Linked DNA regions of Homo sapiens: region 1 is linked to region 2. Evidence: chromatin contacts called from ENCODE Hi-C data. All regions are on one chromosome and are shown on one strand. Each heading gives the region's core, a stretch centred on a gene start or an enhancer-like site at or near the end of the contact. The rest is flanking DNA. Distances are from core to core; before and after follow the strand shown.

Evidence for each region. A loop is a pair of places that touch in the nucleus more often than their neighbours do. Pooled maps may share reads with other maps.
Region 1: a pooled map shows a loop between it and region 2 (8-fold over the local background). The contact joins the promoter of TRIL here to the promoter of HOXA7 in region 2. A Hi-C loop is called at or near these places in 2 of 37 single-sample maps with no recorded cell type and 6 of 50 pooled maps.

Annotation. Positions count from the first base shown.
Region 1 is chr7:28,954,766-28,959,798 of GRCh38, forward strand. It overlaps TRIL (TLR4 interactor with leucine rich repeats), which reads right to left and starts at 3,565. Exons shown (of 1, transcript NM_014817.4): 1 at 1-3,565. The coding sequence starts at 3,281. The coding sequence ends at 846.
Region 2 is chr7:27,154,337-27,158,928 of GRCh38, forward strand. HOXA7 (homeobox A7) reads right to left here and starts at 2,339. Exons shown (of 2, transcript NM_006896.4): 1 at 1,831-2,339; 2 at 1-886. The coding sequence starts at 2,209. The coding sequence ends at 573. It overlaps HOXA-AS3 (HOXA cluster antisense RNA 3), which reads left to right. Exons shown (of 3, transcript NR_038832.1): 3 at 1-1,592. RefSeq lists an enhancer at 183-767.

The DNA of each region.
Region 1 (5,033 bases), core at 2,315-4,814, 1.8 Mb after region 2:
TGAAATTTCCTTTTCCATATATAGGTTTAAAAAAATAAAATTAAAAAAGCCACAGGAGCAACCCTGACAGAGAAGTCTTGCATGCAGCCTTCTCCTGAGAAAGTATGTAATCTTAGTTATCCTCGAAGTCAGCAAGCGCTCTTGTACTGTTAATATTAAAAGGAACATAATAAAATGGCCCAGTCCAACTAAAACAGTCCTTGAGTCTATTGGTCAGTTCGTTAAATGTCAGAGCTTTTCACATTTTTGAAAAAAAAAAATGCGTCTCTTATTAAACTTTAAGGTATCCTGAATGCTCTATCAGCCAACATAAACGAGTTCCTTGGCGGGTATGTTAAACTTTACCACCTGTTTACATCCCCCTTCTTGGCAGAGATCACCAAACCAGTGGAGTCCCTGGCCAAGCCTCCTTTGTAATGGTAATAAGTTCCTTCCTTAAATAGAAACAAAACTTCTCTGTTTGACACTGAGCAAACAAAAAGCATGCACCCAAATATTTCTGGCCATGTTGGGGGCACAAGCACCCCCTTTCTACCCCCAAAGCCTGGCTTCTGCATTGCAGTGCTACAAAAGCCATTCGCATAGCTGTGTCAAAGCCTCCAAGCGAAGCCTCCGACCTCAGCATCCCACCATCCATTTGTCCCCTACTCTGGCTCTGACCACCAAGTACCATCCATTTACTTCTCGAGTATTGGGAATTGGGGGATGGTGCCCGAATTGGCCCTCTGTCCCCACCGGCCTCTCTGGCAAGTGCACAAAACGGCACTTCCCCTGAGGTGGGCTGGTGGGCCTCACGGAGAGGCGGCTCCTTAGGGCCAATGAGATGGTCTCTATATGCCCTGGACCTAGTCGGCAAATCGCTGCAGGAGACGGTCCTCCCGTCTCAGGCTGCCGCCCGCGCCGCCGCCCGCACTGTCCATGAAGCGGTCGCAGGGGAATTCGATGAGGTCCGCCTCACTGAGCGCGCACACGGTGGTGCGTGGCCGGTGCGACTGGAATCCCGAGAAGTCGGCGGACACGCCGGTGCCCATGGAGCGCAGGGGCCGTCGGGTGGAGTACATGTGCCGAACGTGGACCGGGGCCCCGCCCTTCCGCCTAGCCCGCAGTTTCCTACGCAGCCAGCGAGACGCCCAGGCCGCCAAGGCCAGGAGCACCAGCAGCGCGTTGACCGTCAGCAGGGCCAAGGTCAGCAGCTGGTAGTCGACGCCGCCCCGGCTCCCGGCCTCCGGTAGGGTGACCAGCCCCGCGCAGTGGTCCCGGGGAGCCACAGGGCAGACACGGCCCCCAAGCACGCCCTCCACGCACACCAGGTAGGGGGTGTCCCCGCGCAGCTCGCGCAGCGTGGCCGAGTCGCTGCTCTCAGGCAGGTAGACGAAGCGGTGGAACTTGGGCTGCTGGCCAAAGCGGTCAAAGAGCAGGCGGAAGCGCGCGCCGCCCAGCGGCCGGGGACTGCGGTGCTCGCGCACGGCCCAGCGCACCGAGGCGCTGTCTGCGCCCACCGCCTCCACCGTCAGGTTGCACAGAATGAACTTGTTGAAGTCGCATGGGTCGGACACCAGCGGCGGCAGCCCGGCCCCACCGTCGGACTGGGCGGCACGCTCCTGGTGCTCCGTGCCCAGACGATGCTTCGTCGCGCGCTGCCAGGGGTCGCCGGCGGGCGATGGCGCAGAGCCAGGAGAGGCCGTTGGGGTGGGCTCCGCGAGGGCGGGATCTGCCCGAGTCGGACGGCCCCGCTGGGGCTTCTTGTGCAGGTCTAGGGACTGTGGAGCCGGGCCCGCGGCGGCAGCGACGGAGGGGCTGGGCTGCTGGAGGCCCGGGCCCCGCCGACTCAGCCTTAGGGCGCTGCGGTTGCCTACCAGCTCCCTGGCGGCCCCATCCCAGGCCACCCCAGCTAGAAATCGCCCCTGCTGCTGGAGCTGCGGCTGCGGCGGCAGCTCCTCCGCGAGACCTGCAGGTGGCGTCATCTCCTCCCCTGCGGCCGTGGGTAGGGGCTGCCGCCTGCGGTCAGCGGTCAGGGAAGCTGAGGGCGAGGGATCCGCGCAGGATCCATTTTGCAGCTGCTGGTCATCCAGGTAATCCAGGTATTTGCCTCGCAGGGCCGGGGGGTGGCGACACTGCACGAAGACAGTGAGGAGCCGGCCCTGCGAGTGCCAGTCGCCCATCCAGCGCTTCAGGCCTCGCAGCCGGCAGTCGCAGGTCCAGCCGTTGCCGTCTAGATCCAGCCGATAAAGGGCTGGGCTGGCGGCGAAGATGTCCCCGGATAGGGCGCTGAGCGCGTTGTTGCGCAGGCTGAGCTCGCGCAGCCGGCCCAGGTGGCCGAAGGTGGCCGGGTGCAGGGCGGACAGCTCATTGCCGCTCAGGTCCAGCGCCTCCAGGCTGTGCAGAGGCTCCAGCAGCGCAGTTGGCAGCTGGCTCAGCCGATTACCCTCCAGGCGCAGCTCGCGCAGGGCCTCCAAGCCCCAAAAGGCCTCAGGCGCGAGGTGCGTGAGCTGGTTGCCCCTGAGCGAGAGCAGGCCGAGACGTGGCAGGTGCTGGAAGATGCGCGGCCCGAGGTGCTGCAGGTTGTTGGCCGAGAGGATGAGGGAGGAGAGGGAGCGCAGCGGTGCGAAGGTGGCCGCGTGGCGCAGGGAGGGCTGTAGCTCGTTGGCAGAGAGGTTGAGGAAGCGCAGCTTGCCTAGCTGGGCGAAGGCGTTCTTGCCCAGAAAGCGGATCCGGTTGGACTCCAGATGTAGGTAGAGCAGGTTGCCCAAGGGAGCGAAGACCGCGTCCGGCAGCGCCCCCAGGGCGTTCCCGTCCAGCCGCAGCTTGACTAGACTCTCCAGGCCCTCGAAGGAGCCGCGGCTTAGGCGGCTGATCTCGTTCCCGTTGGCGTAGAGGATGCGCAGCTTGCGCAGCGGGGCCAGCGTGCCCGGGGCGAGCGCCTGCAAGAGGTTGTTCCCCAGGTACAGCTCTTCCAGCCGCGAGAGCTTCTCGAAGGTCTTGGGGTGCAGAGAGCGGATCTGGTTGTACTGCAGGTCCAGCCGTCTGAGCTGCCCCAGACGGTGGAAGTCGAAGGCCGTGATGTTGGTTATGAAGTTGCCGCCGAGGCTGTAGGTGAGCACGTCGTGGGGGCTCGGCAGCGAGCTGGTCTTGGGCACTACGCGGAGCCCCCTGTTGGTGCACAGGAGATGCTGGGGATGCTGGCAGTCGCAGCGCTCCGGGCACACGGGCTCGGCCAGCGGCGGGAGCGCGAGGCAGCCGCACACCACGAGCAGGAGGCGCAAGGCGCGGGCAGCCTCCATCGCCTCCCGCCCTGCGTGCAGCGGCCGGATCGTCCTCTTGGCCCGCCGGCTCTGTGTCTCCTCTGCATTCCCCTTAGCCTGGCCAGAGTCGCTAAATGGCCTCTTTCGGACTTCGCAGCGCCGTCCAGCCCCTCCTCCGTCCTTTGTCCGGAGGCCGGCCCGGGTCTCTGCAGGCGGGCTTCGCCCGGCCAAGTCAGGCGGCGCGGGGCGCTCTGCAGACCCCGGGTACTACTTGTTGCATTTCTGTATAAAACTGTTTCTCCGGGTGCGCGTCGGCGGGCGGGAGGAGGGAGCAAGACCCGGCGCTTTTTGTTTGCAGCTGAGTCCGGAGAGCTGGATTCCCTGGCGCGGATTCTCCCAGCCGAGTGGATTCCCCAGCTGCAGGCGGGAGCCGTTCCAAGAGCTTCGCGGGGCGCGGCTTGGCAGCAGAGCCCCGGCTGCTCGGCCCCCGCAGACGGCACCTTCTCGCTCGCGGTCCCGGACGGGGAGGGCGGCTCCAGTGCAATAGCTCGGGGAGCACGCGGGCTGCGTCCGGAAGGGACCCAAGTCTGCGAGCGGAGAGCAAACGGGGCGGAAATTCGTTCTTCCCACACTCTGCCCGCGGGGACGCAGGCGGAGAAAGAGGAGACGGCAGAGGGAGGACAGACCCCGGCAGGGGGAGGAGGAAACACTAAGTGGCTCCGCGTCTGGTCAGCCCGGGCCCGGGATGCCAAGTGAGAAAAGTAGGGATTAAAAACAGCTGTACGGGCCGGACACGCTAGGCCGGGGGCGGGGGAGGATTACCGGGCTAGCAAACGGGATTTGCAGACAGAGACCTTTTTATTTTAGACGAGTACACCAGCCGCTTCTGAGCAGTGGGAGCGCGCCTGGCCTTCCTCGTTGTTAAGTCACTTGCTCTTCCAGGTGCCACCCTGCGGGAAGTTTGGGCAGCACGGAGTCCGCCAGCATTCTACAGGAAGTTTGGGGGAGCACAAGGTTGCCTGCAGAAGGCCATCAGAAGGGGGTAGGTGAACCCAGTCTGACAGTTGCTGCTTGGGTTTTGACGTCGTTGGACTAGTAGCTGAGGAGAGGCACCACCCCCTTTTAGGTGTCTGAAGGGAGTATTTACTCCATCCTGCTGTGGGCTAGAACATGAAGAAATCACAGAACTGGTTCTGCCAACATGAAAGTGTCTCTGCCACATTTTGGTGATTCAGTCGCATTAACTCTCCTACAGTAATAGAGCCCCTGGGGTAGGCTCTGCTCGTGTGCACATACATAATAACCTTCACAGATCCTAAGGTAAACGTTCCTTGCAGGGCCCTCCTGCTTTACGCCTGGACTTGCAGTGATCTTCAAAGTCTTTAGGCCCAAAAATGTTCAGGCCTGGCTCAGTTGGGGAAGCATTATTATTTATTATCTCTAGGGAATGGAGCATTTAATCAACGGCTCCTTTGGGATCAGCCCCTGCTGAGAATGAGAATACACAAGGAGGAGTTGTTAATTATTAATTATTGTTTCTTTATATAAACCATCTTGCTAAAAAATAAGGGCCCTTCCCCTATCCAAGGTGTTGAGAAAACGTAAGTTTTGAGGACGTACTCTGCAACAATGTGGAAAATTAAAGGAAAGATACAGATCCTCACCTGAAGACAATGACAATCTAGTGGGAAGGGCAATGAATGCATTGAAAGGTTAGATAATAATATAAGGCAGTAATAGAGAACACCACAAAAACAAAAATTATTTTTTTTGAGGTGGGATCTCACTCTG
Region 2 (4,592 bases), core at 1,089-3,588:
CTCAGGGACCCCAAAAGCTGCGGGCTGTAAGCAGCAGGGGACTTGCCTGGGAGCAGTCGGCACTAGGTAGCAGGCAAGCCAGCCAGCACAAAATAGGTAGTTTTAGGGGAGTAGGTAGTAGTGAGATTCACTTTCTTGCGGGTCTGGGAGGGTGGTGCTGGGTGTCTGCCAGTGTTGGGATACATAGGGACTTCCTGGGAATGGAGGCCCTCTGGGGCTGGATACATAGGTAGTTTGGGGGTGCCTCGAGCAGAGGCCTGTGCTAGGTAGTATTTTGGACGCGCCAGAGCAGGGCCGGCTGGCCTGGGGTTGGGGGTGTCTTTTGGGGTCCTCGGAGGCAGAGGGAATCCAAGGCGACCCAGTCTCTGCGGCCGCTCAGTCCACAAAAGTTGGGAGCTGGAGTAGGTGATGGGGGTGGGTAGAGTGCAGGTTGGGGACTGGGTTGCTTTTTTGTTTTTGTTTTTGTTTTTTACATTTTCTTTTATTTTTCCCATTTTTGTAAGTAAAACCAGTGAGTCTCTTAAAGACGCTTTTCCGACTGTCCGGTGCAGAGAGGGCCCCGGATCGGCCCCTCATTCCTCCTCGTCTTCCTCTTCTTCATCATCGTCCTCCTCGTCGGCCTTGTCCGCGGCAGCAGTGGCGGCGGCAGAGGGCACGGCGCCCTCGGGAGCTGCGGCGGCAGTCGGACCTTCGTCCTTATGCTCTTTCTTCCACTTCATGCGGCGGTTCTGGAACCAGATCTTAATCTGGCGCTCGGTGAGGCAGAGCGCGTGGGCGATTTCAATGCGGCGGCGCCGCGTCAGGTAGCGGTTGAAGTGGAACTCCTTCTCCAGCTCCAGCGTCTGGTAGCGCGTGTAGGTCTGGCGGCCCCGCTTCCTGTCAGGTCCTGAGAACAGACATGCAGACACATGAACACAAGGACAGACAAGTAGACAGGGCACTCGTTAGGCTGCTGTCCCAGAGCCCGCACCTTCCTCCTGGCCTAGTCCCCAGCGAGCATCCCCCTCTGCCCCAGGCCCCGAACTGAGCTAGGGGAGGAGGGGGAGTGTTAGGGAAAGACCCCAACTGCAGTGCCAGACGCGCAGGCAGCTCTGTAATGAGCAAAGGCACAGAATCTCAACTTTACAACCGACCTTTCCAGCCGGCTAAGCTTCCACAATGTCCTGCTTCCTCTGACAAAGGAAAACTGTAAATATAGAGTGTGAGCAAGTGGGAAACGCTGCACTTTTGCCATTCAAAGATGAGCCCGGCCATTCCCCTGCCTTGCTAGGCAAGTGGGCGACTCTTCCCAGCAGCCTGAGCCCTCATCCCCAGGACCTTCCTAGGGCACCCCGACCCTCTGTCCTCATTCCCTCGCCCCCATCTTGAAATGGACCCTGGCACAGGGTCGGGTGAGAGGCCCTGGAGGGCTTGGCTCTCCTAGCTTTTGAGAAAGAAATGTCAGGCAGCAAGGAAAATGAGGAGAGAGAGAAGAAGAAAGGGAGGGAGGGTGACAGAGGAGGGAGAAAGAGAGACAGAATAGCGAACAAACTTAATGTTAAAATTCCAAGACAAATGGAGTTAAATAAATTTACGAGGATCGAACCCATTAATTGGGCCATAAAAAGTTTTATGAGCCTCATTTACATACAATGCTATGGGCTCCACGCAATGGCGCCTCCGCTCCAATTAAAACCAGAAAGGCTGCGCCGGGAGTCACGGGGCTACCGGCTCGCAACAGCCTGGCTCCGCTCTTCCGGCCCCGCGCCCCGCGCTCCGCGCTCCCCAGCGCTGCGCTCCCCGCTCCCGGTCCCGCTCCGCCAGCCTGGCCCGCCTAGCGACTGCGCCTACCTGAAGACCGCATCCAGGGGTAGATGCGGAAATTGGCCTCAGCCGCGCCATGCAGCGCGCCCTCGTCCGTCTTGTCGCAGGCGCCTTTGGCGAGGTCACTGCAGAGCCCGGGGATGTTTTGGTCGTAGGAGGCGCAGGGCAGGTTGCCGTAGGCGTCGGCGCCCAGGCCGTAGCCGGACGCAAAGGGGCTCTGATAAAGGGGGCTGTTGACATTGTATAAGCCCGGAACGGTCGAGGCGAAGGCGCCGGCGCCCGCCCCGTAGCCGCTTCTCTGTGAGTTGGGAGCAAAGGAGCAAGAAGTCGGCTCGGCATTTTGGAACAGAGAAGCCCCCGCCGTATATTTGCTAAAAAGCGCGTTCACATAATACGAAGAACTCATAATTTTGACCTGTGATTTGTTGTCCGGCAGCTTTCAGTGTCGGTTTTACGAGGTAGAGTGATATATGATAACATTACACCCCCAGATTTACACCAAACCCCATTTTCTTTTGGACGGAGCTCGCCGCAGCACGTGACCGCCCACATGACCGCCTCCGCCAATCTCAGCAGTCCTCACAGGTGGTCTCGCTCCGCAGGGCCCGCAGCCGCCTAGAATGGAAGGGCAAGAGGCTCAAATATGCGGCCAAAGAATCCGCCCGCGCCCGGCGGGCCTGGCGCGTCCCGCGGAAAAAGACCTGGAGGCTCCGCGGGAGCGCCCAGCTGGCGGCCAACCTCCGCACTGGGGTCTGCGGACGCCAGGCGGCCCGGCCCCACGCAGCACCCCCCACCCCGCCCCCCCGCCGACTCCTGCTAGTGAGCCCTGGACCAAGCTTGGGATCCTCCCCATCCCTCTCCTGTCCGCCTGCCCAGACCCTGGAAGGGTCTCTGTCCCCCGCAACAGCCTGCCCCGCGGTGGCCTTGTGGGCAGGACTCAGCTATGAGCAGATCGACTCTGCCCAAGTCTTCTCTCACCCAGGTCCAGTGGGCGACAGGCCGGACTTAGACTCGGATCCAGACGGGGAAGGCGCAGCATCTCTTGCAGCTGCAGAGAGATTGCCACCGCAAACTGGAGCCATGTGGTTCGAATAAAGTCAACGTCTCCCAGCTTCCTTTCCTTAATCGGAGGCACACTGTTTATCCGCCCTAAAGGAAGCAGTGAAATATTTATCTATTAATGAGACTCATTTGCCAACAGATTTATTAACGTGGGGTTCCCCTCCCTCCTCCCGGACGCTGTAGTGCTGCAGGCTCTGTGCCTTCGCTCCTGGGCACCTGGCTGGCTCCAGCAGTCCGATAAATTGCTAAAGATTCCTTTGTCCTTTCCACAACTTCTGGTTCCCCTCTGGCGCATGGGGAGCCAGGGCTGTTTCCCCCAGCTTGGAAAAATCTCGGGCCTGCACCCTTCCAGGCACTCCCAATACTGGAAGGTTTCTGGGGTAGGCCGGGGTGCCTGGGAACAATACATGCTTTAGAGCGGATTTGGAGAGGGGGCTCTGGCGTCTAGGGACTGCAACCCACTGTGGACTTCCTTTTCTTTTGAAGACACCGAAAACAAATAGGGGAAACCACCCCCTAAAGGCCACCCAGCTGTGGAGGCTTCACCTATCCAAGTACCAGCTCACATGGAGCTGAGCGCACAGTGGTCTCACTTCCTCCCATCCAGGCCTCCAATTCCTACCTTCCAGGCCTCCGACCCCTGCACCATGTTGCACCAGCTGAAGCCCCTGCCGCCCACCGCTCGGTGGAGGATGGTGGGGAGAACCCTTCCCCTAAACGCCTCATAAACTGCCCGGCTGCGCTGGAAGCCCGGCCACCTTTTACTGCTCAGCTCGATTACACACCATAAACCCGACCTCACAATGGAATTGCCCCGGAAATTCTCCTGTAAATTGTAGAGTTTAGTTCCTTGTGTACTGAGCACTTCCCATCACTTTCAGAGGGTCCAGGCCGTCCCCGTTTACCGCACCCTCTCAGGGGGCCCCAGGAATACAAAAGGTGGAGGGAGGGTTCAGATCGGGACGCCACGGAGCCCCAGTTCCTGCGCAGTGAACCACCGGGGCTTGGGTAGGAAGGCGGGGGCTGGTGGGGCAGGTGGGCGCTGGGCTGTCTCCTCCCGGGCCACGGAAGCCTGGGGGTAGGGGTGTGGAGTGAGGGACAACATCCGGGGACGCCTTTATGGCGGATCAGATGATACCTTGTCTCCGATGGAGAATAGAGGGAGTAAGACAAAAAGAAAAGACCTAAATAATCCCAGTCGCATCGCCTTCTGGAAGGAAATAAAAACCCAAGAAAGTTAAAGGAAGATGAAGCAAACAAGAAGGCTAGGAGATCAAAGAGGCAGAATTAGACCGTTTTAGACCAATAAATTTTTCCTGGGGTGACACACAGCAAGACGCAAAGAGAAAAGACCAAGGCCCCCGCCGCCGCCGTCTGTCTAGACTCAAGCGACTGAAGGGGCCAACAGAGCTGGTGTTTAAAGTAGAACCTGCCCAGTCCAACAGCCCGAGCAGGGAGCGATTTCGGGGATCGCGGGAAGGAACGCACTTCGCCAAGGGAGGGCCGGGTGCCCTCGCCACCGGCTCATTCCTGCTCCGGTTTTGCCCGATGCGCGTCCAGGAGGTTCTGGCAGGACGCACTGCCCCTCTGCCCCGGCCAAGGAGGATGCGGATACTGCCCGCAAGGCTTCGGCCTTTATGGACCCAAGTCAGCCAACTGGGCCGAGTCCTGCGGACACCGAAACCTCCCTTTCGTTTCCAGGCTTCCTTCTCCCCTCTTGCCCTCTG